3 separate regions of the Homo sapiens genome follow, and regions 1 and 3 are each linked to region 2. A link is a contact called in ENCODE Hi-C or POLR2A ChIA-PET data. All regions are on one chromosome and are shown on one strand. Each heading gives the region's core, a stretch centred on a gene start or an enhancer-like site at or near the end of the contact. The rest is flanking DNA. Distances are from core to core; before and after follow the strand shown. Region 1 has its middle 21 kb from the start of SPNS3. Region 2 overlaps UBE2G1 (ubiquitin conjugating enzyme E2 G1). Region 3 overlaps ANKFY1 (ankyrin repeat and FYVE domain containing 1).

Evidence for each region. Hi-C counts contacts between places; a loop is a spot of excess contacts on that map. ChIA-PET counts read pairs that join two places held with the same protein, here RNA polymerase II (POLR2A). Pooled maps may share reads with other maps.
Region 1: a pooled map shows a loop between it and region 2 (2.3-fold over the local background). The contact joins two enhancer-like sites. A Hi-C loop is called at or near these places in 1 of 168 maps with a recorded cell type or tissue (GM11168) and 3 of 50 pooled maps. POLR2A ChIA-PET finds 5 or more read pairs at or near these places in 7 of 52 experiments (BJ, H1, HEK293 and 4 more).
Region 3: a pooled map shows a loop between it and region 2 (2.2-fold over the local background). The contact joins two enhancer-like sites. A Hi-C loop is called at or near these places in 2 of 50 pooled maps. POLR2A ChIA-PET finds 5 or more read pairs at or near these places in 4 of 52 experiments (activated B cell, activated CD4-positive, alpha-beta T cell, activated T-cell and 1 more).

What each region holds. Positions count from the first base shown.
Region 1 is chr17:4,411,395-4,414,285 of GRCh38, reverse strand. No RefSeq gene overlaps it. Among named protein-coding and RNA genes, the nearest start is that of SPNS3, 21 kb to the left of the region's middle. RefSeq lists an enhancer at 1,093-1,594. Within about 2 kb of position 1,250, at least 2 of the 41 ENCODE cell types and tissues checked have a DNase peak (open chromatin) inside an H3K27ac peak, as active enhancers do.
Region 2 is chr17:4,331,433-4,334,413 of GRCh38, reverse strand. All of the region lies in intron 1 of UBE2G1 (ubiquitin conjugating enzyme E2 G1), which reads left to right. Among named protein-coding and RNA genes, the nearest start is that of UBE2G1, 34 kb to the left of the region's middle. RefSeq lists an enhancer at 345-1,258. Within about 2 kb of position 1,638, at least 2 of the 41 ENCODE cell types and tissues checked have a DNase peak (open chromatin) inside an H3K27ac peak, as active enhancers do.
Region 3 is chr17:4,213,566-4,216,805 of GRCh38, reverse strand. All of the region lies in intron 4 of ANKFY1 (ankyrin repeat and FYVE domain containing 1), which reads left to right. Among named protein-coding and RNA genes, the nearest start is that of ANKFY1, 49 kb to the left of the region's middle. Within about 2 kb of position 1,310, at least 9 of the 41 ENCODE cell types and tissues checked have a DNase peak (open chromatin) inside an H3K27ac peak, as active enhancers do.

The sequences.
Region 1 (2,891 bases), core at 1-2,500, 80 kb before region 2:
CAGGAGGCTGAGGCAGGAGAATCGCTTGAACCCAGGAAGCGGAGGTTGCAGGGAGCGAGATCGTGCCATTGCACTCCAGCCTGGGCAACAAGAGCGAAATTCCATACACACACACACACACACACATACACACACACACACACATTAGCCAGATGTGGTGATGGGCGCCTGTAATCCCAGTTACTCGGGAGGCTGAGGCAGGAGAATCACTTGAACTCTGGAGGCAGAGGTTACAGTGAGCCAAGATCGTGTCATTGCACTCCAGCCTGGGTGGCAGAGTGAAACTCCAAAAAAAAAAAAGAAAGAAGCCGGGCGCGGTGGCTCACGCCTGTAATCCCAGCACTTTGGGAGGCCGAGGCGGGCGGATCACGAGGTCAGGAGATTGAGACCATCCTGGCTAACACAGTGAAACCCTGTCTCCACTAAAAATACAAAAAATTAGCCGGGCGTGGAGGCGGGCGCCTGTAGTCCCAGCTACTCGGGAGGCAGAGCTTGCAGTGAGCGGAGATCGCGCCACTGCACTCCAGCATGGGAGTCAGCGAGACTCCGTCTCAAAAACAAAAAAAAAGAAAGAAAGAAAGAAAGCGGGAAGGCAGGAGAGACAGAGAGAGAGAAAAACAGAGAGAGAGAGAAGGGAGGGAGGGGGGAGGGAGGGAGACAGAGAGAGAGAAGGAGAGGAAGGGAGGGAGGGAGGGAAAAAGAGAAAGAAAAAAGAAAAGAAAGGAAAGGAAGGAAGGAAGGAAGAAGGAAAGAGAAAGCAAGCAAGCAAGCAAGCAAGCAAGCAAGCAAGCAAGCAAGCAGGTCGGCACTGGGACTTCTCCACGGGATGCAGTGATGTGAGTGGACAAACTCAAGTTTCTGGCAGCCCTCGAGGCAAGTCCCAGGTCTGATGCCCGGTGGCCACCAGGTGGCGCTGAAGTCTAAGCTGAGAACCTTCACTAAGGGGCCGTTCCGTGGCAGGGCCGAAGCGTCCACCAAGAGACGCTCCAAGAACACTTGGCTTCAGCGTTTGCCTTCTAGGGGCGACCTTGAAGTGGGGGAGGGGTCTCCAGTGAGAGGCATCAGGCATAGGACCAGGGGCCGGACCCTGCGTTGTCTCTGGCCTCGGTCTTCTCATCTGTCCATAGGGTGTGGATTCACTGTCCAGGTTCCTCTAGCTCAGACCCTTCCTCTGTGGGCAGAATCAGGGCAGGAGGAAGGAGGACGGAAAAGGGGAAGAGGCTCAACTTTCCTCCTCTCTTCTGCTCTCCAGGGCCCTTCCCTTGGGGCAAGGACATGTGGCTTCCGGGGTGTGTTCCTGGTGCCCACACATTCGAGAACTTGCCATTGACAGGCTATAGGCATTATCATTCTGCTGTGATGAGGTGGAAACAATTGTATCCCATCGAAGTCATCTTGCAGGGCTTGGGGAACTCGTGGAAGAGGTGGGGAGGTGGGGAAATCAATCTTTTTTTTTTCTTTTTTTCTTTTCTTTCTTTCTTTTTTTTTTTTTTTTTTTTTTTTGAGACGATGTTTCGCTGTTGTTGCCCAGGCTGGATTGCAATGGCGCGATCTTGGCTCACCGCAACCTCCTCCTCCCGGGTTCAAGTGATTCTCCTGCCTCAGCCTCCCAAGTAGCTGGGATTACAGGTGCCTGCCACTACACCCTGTTAATTTTGTATTTTTAGTAGAGATGGGGTTTCTCCATGTTGGTCAGGCTGGTCTCAAACTACCGACCTCAGGTGATCCACCCGCCTCGGCCTCCCAAAGTGCTAGGATTACAGGCGTGAGGCACCGCGCCCAGCCAGAAATGTATTTTTTTAAACAAACAAATGTGAAAACCGTTATTAGTTCAGGGGCCAAAAAAAAACAAAAAAAACAGGCCATCAGCCATGCTTCCAGCAGGCCAGAGTTCACAGACCCTTGATATAGAGGAAAACTCATGATAAGCCACTTGGGATCTCAAGTATTCATTTAAGAGAGGAGACTCAGGGAAAGATGCTGACCCGTGAAGGTCATCACTTTCCTTCCTTAATGCAAAACACACACGTACAAAAAACACGGGCCATCATCTGCTGCGCATGCGTCCAAGGCAGAGCTCCGCTTGGCCCAGAAGCCCAAGACCGCAAATCACCAGCAAGAATGCATTTTACTGCACACATCAAAGGTGGAAATGGGTAAAGTTGGCCGGGCGCAGTGGCTCACGCCTGTAATCCCAGCACTTTGGGAGGCCGAGGTGGGTGGATCACTTGAGGTCTGGAGTTCAAGACCAGCCTGGGCAACATGGCAAAACCCTGTCTCTACTAAAAATACAACAGTTAGGCCAGGCGCGGTGGCTCACGCCTGTCATCCCAGCACTTTGGGAGGCCAAGGTGGGTGGATCACGAGGTCAAGAGTTAGAGACCAGCCTGGCCAATATGGTGAAACCCCGTCTCTACTAAAAAAATACAAAAATTAGCTGGGCATGGTGGCGCACGCCTGCAATCCCAGCTACTCGGGAGGCTGAGGCAGGAGAATCGCTTGAACCTGGGAGGCGGAGGGTGCAATGAGCTGAGATCGTGCCACTGCACTCCAGCCTGGGCAACACAGAGAGATTCTGTCTCAAAAATAATAATAATAATAATACAAAAATTAACCAGGTGTGGTGGCAGGTGCCTGTAATCCCAGCTACTCAGGAGGCTGATATGGGAGTATTGCTTGAGCCCAGGAGGTCAAGACTGCAGTGAGCCATGATCACACTACTGCACTCCAGCCAGGTGACAGAGTGAGACCCTGTCTCAAAAATAAATAAAAATAAATTAGCTGACCATGGTGGTACACACCTGTAGTCCCAGCTTCTCGGGAGACTGATATGGGAGAATCCCTTGAGCCCAGGAGGTTGTTGAGGCTGCAGTGAGTGAGCTATGACACTG
Region 2 (2,981 bases), core at 389-2,888:
AATATAGAAAAGCAGGCTTAGAGATACTATTTTTTACAGTTGGATAAACTTTTGTACACAGTAGAAATCTGATTTTGCCATGTGTTTTTTTGTTTATGAGGGAGAAGTGTTCAATGACTTTTTCCCAAAGATTTTTTTTTTTCATTCAGTGAATTACAAAATGTGCTAGAAAAATATAATGGAAATGTACCTTGCATGGTGGCTTATGCCTGTAATCCCAGCACTTTAGAAGGCCAAAGCAGGTGGATGGCTTGAGCCTAGGAGCCTAGGCTGCAGTGAGCCATGATCATGCCATTGCACTCCAGCCTGGGCAACAGAGTGAGACCCTGTCAAAAAAAAAAAACCATGGAAATTATAACTGACATGTTCTGCCATTCACGTGCCACAATTCAAGACCTGCTATGTGATTTTCTCCTGAATGCCAGTCTTTGTTTTCTTCTGAGGAAATGAAGGTGATCAGTGATAAGCCCCCTGGTCTTCATTCAGGGTTGAAGGGAATAGTGAAAACTGTGAACGTGTACAACTTGTGGTTACTAAGAGTGAGACTTTGACTGCGAATTAGGCAAAAGGTGTAAGTCTTTTACTTTTTTTTTTTGAGACGGAGTCTCACTGTGTCACCCAGGCTGGAGTGCAGTGGTGCAATCTCGGCTCACTGCAACCTCTGCCTCCTGGGTTCGAGATTCCCCTGCCTCAGCCTCCCCAGTAGCTGGGACTACAGGTGCGTGCCACCACACCCATCTAATTTTTTGTATTTTTAGTAGAGACGGGGTTTCACTGTGTTAGACAGGATGGTCTCGATCTCCTGACCCTGTGATCCACCCGCCTCAGCCTCCCAAAGTGCTGGGATTACAGGTGTGAGCCACCACACCTGGCCAGCGCCCAGCTAATTTTTGTATTTTTAGTAGAGATGGGGTTTCTCCATGTTGGCCAGGCTGGTGTCGAATTTCTGACCTCAGGTGATCTGCCTGCCTCGACCTCCCAAGTGCTGGGATCACAGACAGAGCCACCGTGCCCGGCCCGTCTTTTACATTTTACATATTTTAGCTGTTTAGGGAACAGCTTCGCCCGTAAGTTTTTTTCTTCTCTTCTTTTAAAATGATGGCTGAGATACACACATTCTTTACATTACTTTTGATGTGAACGAAGGTCATTTCAGTAGACTTGCACATTTAGAGTATGCCAGCAACTTACTCAATATTGCGATAGGTGGAATTTACGGTCTGGCGTCTGAATTGTAGCTTATCCTCAACCATCAAAATTCCTACCCAAATTTCTTGTGTTCCAAACTTAAGAATTGTTGTGTTTCATTGCCAATAACATGGCTTTTTCCTAAAGTGATACATATTTTTAAGTAATTCATTTCTTGGGCAAATATTTACTGCCAGAGACTGTCACAGGTCCTGGGGCTATATCAGTAAATAAACAAAAACCCTTGTTCTTATAGAGCTTGCTTTGTAGTTAGGGTAGGGGAGAGAAGAATTAATAGAAAGTGTAGAGTGCTGTGTGGAAACTAGAACAGGGAAAGAGGATAAAATAAGGAGTGTGTAAGGGGGTGGGGTTTCATTAAAAATAGGGTGACAGTGGACCGAGGAACTCAGGTGAATGAGTGAATCATGCAGAGGTTAGGTGAGGCAAGCACAAGGGCCCTGAAATGGGGCTGACCTGAACGCTGGAGGGAGGTGGCAGAGCGGTTAGCTGAAGGTTGGAGAGAGATGCTGGTTAAAGCCCCTGAACGCTGGAGGGAGGTGGCACAGCACTTAGCTGAAGGTTGGAGAGAGATGCTGGTTAAAGCCCCTGCGGTGGCAGAGCGGTTAGCTGAAGGTTGGAGAGAGATGCTGGTTAATTCTGAAGGACCCTATAGGCCATCACACAGGCCATTGCTCTGAGTGAGAATGGGAAGCTGTTGGTATAGTGACATGATGTGACTCACATTTTTCCAGGATTACTTCTGCCTGCTGGGTTGAGAGTAGATACAATAGGGAAGGTATTTTCCATAGTACCCCAGCACATGCATTTTTATTAAACATTTGTGGCTGAAATGAAAGCTTCACCAACAATAACCCTATTTTATTTTTTGTTTCTGTTAGGAAAAATGAGTGCTGGTTATGTTCCACTAGATCTATTTCATGACTGTGTGACTTACGGTTGAAAAACACTGCCAAATAGAATATAGCCTCTGACTTAGTGGACAAGAAGTAAAATTGAGGTTTGTGTATGAAAGCAAAGTGAACACAATGTAAAATAAAAAAAGAATAAAAACTTAAAAATCAACATTATGTATATGTATATATACTTAGCTTTAAAAAACCCAAATAATCAAATACCAGTGATTCAAGAGGCCTAATAGTGAACAATGCATTCAGTGAAGGATAATGAAGAATTCCCCAGAGGCAACTGCTTTTTAAAACCTTTTAGGTTCAGATCTCCTGGGGGCTTAACTCCATGCTTCTAAATAATATATTTATAGTGTTTATGTTTTGGTTTATCAACTTTAGACATTCTCTGTTGACTTCTTGCTATGACAGATGTTTTCAGTCCCACTTCTCACTACTGATCTCCCTCGTACGACGGTCACTGAACTGGCGCCTCTCTGGGGTTCTGCCCAGAAGATTAGCCTTCCTCCTTCGCTGCAGCTCCTCTGTGAGTATTCTGCTCTCTGCTCCCTCCACTCTGCTTACTCAGTTCACGTTCTTCCATCCGTTTTCATCTTTCAGAGCCATGGGCAATCCACCTGGTCTTTTTAATATACTTTAAATTAAAAAGTTATTTTTTAATTTCTTTAGAAAAATTTATTTAACTTCTTAGGAGGGAAGAGGAGATAAGCACATGTGCCCGCACTGACACCTTGAACTAGAAGACACGATTAGGCCAAAGCTTTTTGTTGTCAAAAGTGTGTAGTGTATGTGTTTTAAGAGTTAGATATATTCAGAATATCTTATCTTTTAAAAATTGTAAATATTTCCCCATGTCCTGAAATATTC
Region 3 (3,240 bases), core at 61-2,560, 120 kb after region 2:
TTTTGCTAAAGCTTTTGCTATTCTCTTTTCTTTCACTGGTCTGTTACCTGAAATTACATAATCGTATAAACTGAAAAATTAAATATGAAATAATATAATCCAATGTCCAAACTTTCAGCTTTCCTTCCCTTTCTGTTTCCCTTGACATTTTACTCTATTTTCTGATATATCAAGTTGAATGAAATCCTTAGTCATAGTCTCTTTGTTGGAAACAATGAGTGCCTAAATGAATATGTGAAAATATTGTCCAAATAAGTGTCATAGCCAGTGTTCCAGAGATCTCACTTCATTTAAGTTACTGCATTTTAGGTTGTCAAGGAGATAGCATGCTGTGTTTTTATATTACATTTTCTCTGTTGCTCTCCCAAGTTGGCATTTTAGAACAACAGAAAACAAAACGTTCACTAAATAATGTCAGACGAGATGTCCGGGAGCGTCTTTCTATTGGAGCTGTGGCTCTTGGTAATCAGCTTGCTGATGGAGTGGCTTTTTACAGCATTTAGTGATCTTTGTATTCCCTTGGGTGCATAAAGTAATGGCTTTTCTCCTGGGTGAGTGAAGGGATGGTTTCAGTCATCAGGAGGCACTCCACCTATTGCTGTGTTTTCCCTAGAGAGACTTTGCTGCCTAGAGCTGCTTGCTGTTTTCGTCATGGGCTGGTGTTTTCCCAGGAGGGCTCACTGTGCCCCACATGAAATCAGTGGACGGCTTACTCCTGTCTGTTATTGATGTGGGTTTGAGTGCATTTTAATATCTAAATCCTATAAATAAAAAACAAAAGCAGGTCCACAGTCTATAGGTGCATACAGCATTAGGCTATTAGCAAAGCTGATTTGATTATTGAGGACATTCAGTTAACTGTTTCTTTCATTTGTTTGTTTGTTTGTTTTGGTGAGGAGTTTTGGTGATAGTGAAATCAGACTGATTTTAATTAGATTGAGTATGATTTATGTCTTTATATGTTTTCCAGACTTCCTGAGCTTTCTCCTGTTGACCTTGTCAGACTTGCTTATGTAAATTAAATTGCTTTTGTAAAAATGTCTTGGGGTTGGAGTAGTTGAGATAATTGTAATCTGTGTAATGGATTCTTTAATTAAACTGTTTGTTGTTTGTTGACCGAGTAGGCTTCATAACTGTCAACATTACCAGATGCTTAATTTTGTATTGTTAGATATGAGTATCGAGTTATTATCTGTCATGGCTTTCTTAAGAGCTGGAGTGGAAGACACCGGGAGTGGAGTCAAGGGTTGGCTTTTAAAGGGTCACAGAGTGCCCCCTGCTGTCCTTGGAAGGAATTACATGCTTGAGATAATGAAAGGGTGCTAGCGACGGGTGCGGTTCAGTGTGAAGCAGCCGTTGCTCTTTTTGTAATGTGGGGATCTCGCCGGTTTTGGAATGCTAGCACTGATTTGATGAAAAGGAAGTTTTTATAGTAAGCATCAGGAAAATCTTTTCTTTTTTTTTCTACCACGGAGGGCACACTGAAGAAAATACTCTTAATTTTTTTTTTTTTTTTTTAGAAGACAGCCTCACTGTGTCACCCTGGCTGGAGTGCAATGGCACAGTCTTGGCTCACTGCAACCTCCGCCTCCCGATTCAAGCGATTCTCCTGCCTCAGCCTCCTGAGTAGCTGGGATTACAGACGACTGCCACCACGCCCAGCTAATTTTTGTATTTTTAGTAGAGACGGGGTTTTGCCATGTTGGCCAGGTTAGTCTCAAACTCCTAGCCTCAGGTGATCCGCCCGCCTCAGCCTCCCAAAGTGCTGGGATTACAGGCGTGACCTACCGTGCCTGGCTAATCTTTTTAAAGAGATAATTAATGTATACTAAAAAAAGACAGTTAATCTTTTTCTCCTTACAAAAGTATAATACATGTTCGGTGTATGATATTTGGAGGATACAGAATGATATAAAGAAAAAAGTCATTTGTAACTAAATCATTGTTTACCTTCTGTCATTTTTCTTTTCAATAATTTTTTTTTCCCACATCCACTCAAGAGTGATATGAAAACTATACAGCAGTTTGTGGGACGTTTAAATATATGCTTGATGTTATACTTTAAAAGTCACCAACATGGTGAAACCCAGTCTCTACTAAAAATACAAAAAAATTAGCCAGGCGTGGTGGCGGGCACCTGTAATCCCAGCTACTCAGGAGGCTGAGGCAGGAGAATCGCTTGAACCTGGGAGGTGGAGGTTGTGGTGAGCCTGGATTGAGCCTTGTTGCTCCAGCCTGGGCAATATGAGTGAAAGTCCATCTCAAAAAAAAAAAAAAAAAAAGTTAGGTTTATCGTTTTTGTATCTCTGTGTCCTTTCTGTACTCTAAAGTTAAAAATAATAATTAAAAAATTCCCTTCGGGTGAAAGTCTGTCTGTCTTGCTATTTTCAAAGAGAATATAGGAACCGAGAATCTTAATTTCTAAATAAGATTACGTGTTCCTTGGTTGCGTAAATCATGTCAGTTACTATTTATAATCTATCCAAATGGCAAATGGCACTCTGGAGATCCTAGAATTGGTGACAGTGAAATGTCTGCCAGCTTTAATAAAAGATCTGCTTTCGTGAAACATATTTGAGTCCCTTGGTGCAATGTCATTTGACAGTGAAAAGGAGGAGAGTGGAATTTTCAGGTTCTCAGCAAATGCTGTAAAGGTGCTTTGTAAAGTGCTCTGCAAATGTGAGTTATTACTTCCTGAGATCATACTGTGTATTAGGCTGCCTGGTGTTAGGATGTTAGGAAGGCAGATTGAATATTAGTTGTAAAAATGGTAAAAGCTTCTGAAAGCTATCTGAAAAGAGGTTTTTTTCTGCTGGAATGCTCTGATTTCATGGCTGAGGTTAGAGTGACTTTGTCAGACATTGCTGTGGTGTGCTACAGGTTTGGAGAAACCAATGGTACAGAAAACTGAGGCTTAGAAATATAATGCTGTTGACTGGGTGTGATGGCTCACACCTGTAATCCCAGCACTTTGGGAGGCCGAGGTGGGTGGATCCCGAAGTCAGGAGATCGAGACCATCCTGGCTAACATGGTGAAACCTCATCTCTACTAAAAATACAAAAAATTAGCTGGGCGTGGTGGCAGGCGCTTTTAGTCCCAGCTACACGGGAGGCAGAGGCAGGAGACAGGAGAATCGCATGAACCTGGGAGGCGGAGGTTGCAGTGAGCCGAGATCGTACCACTGCACTCCAGCCTGGGCGACAAAGTAAGACTTCATCTTGGAAAAAAAAAAAAAAAAG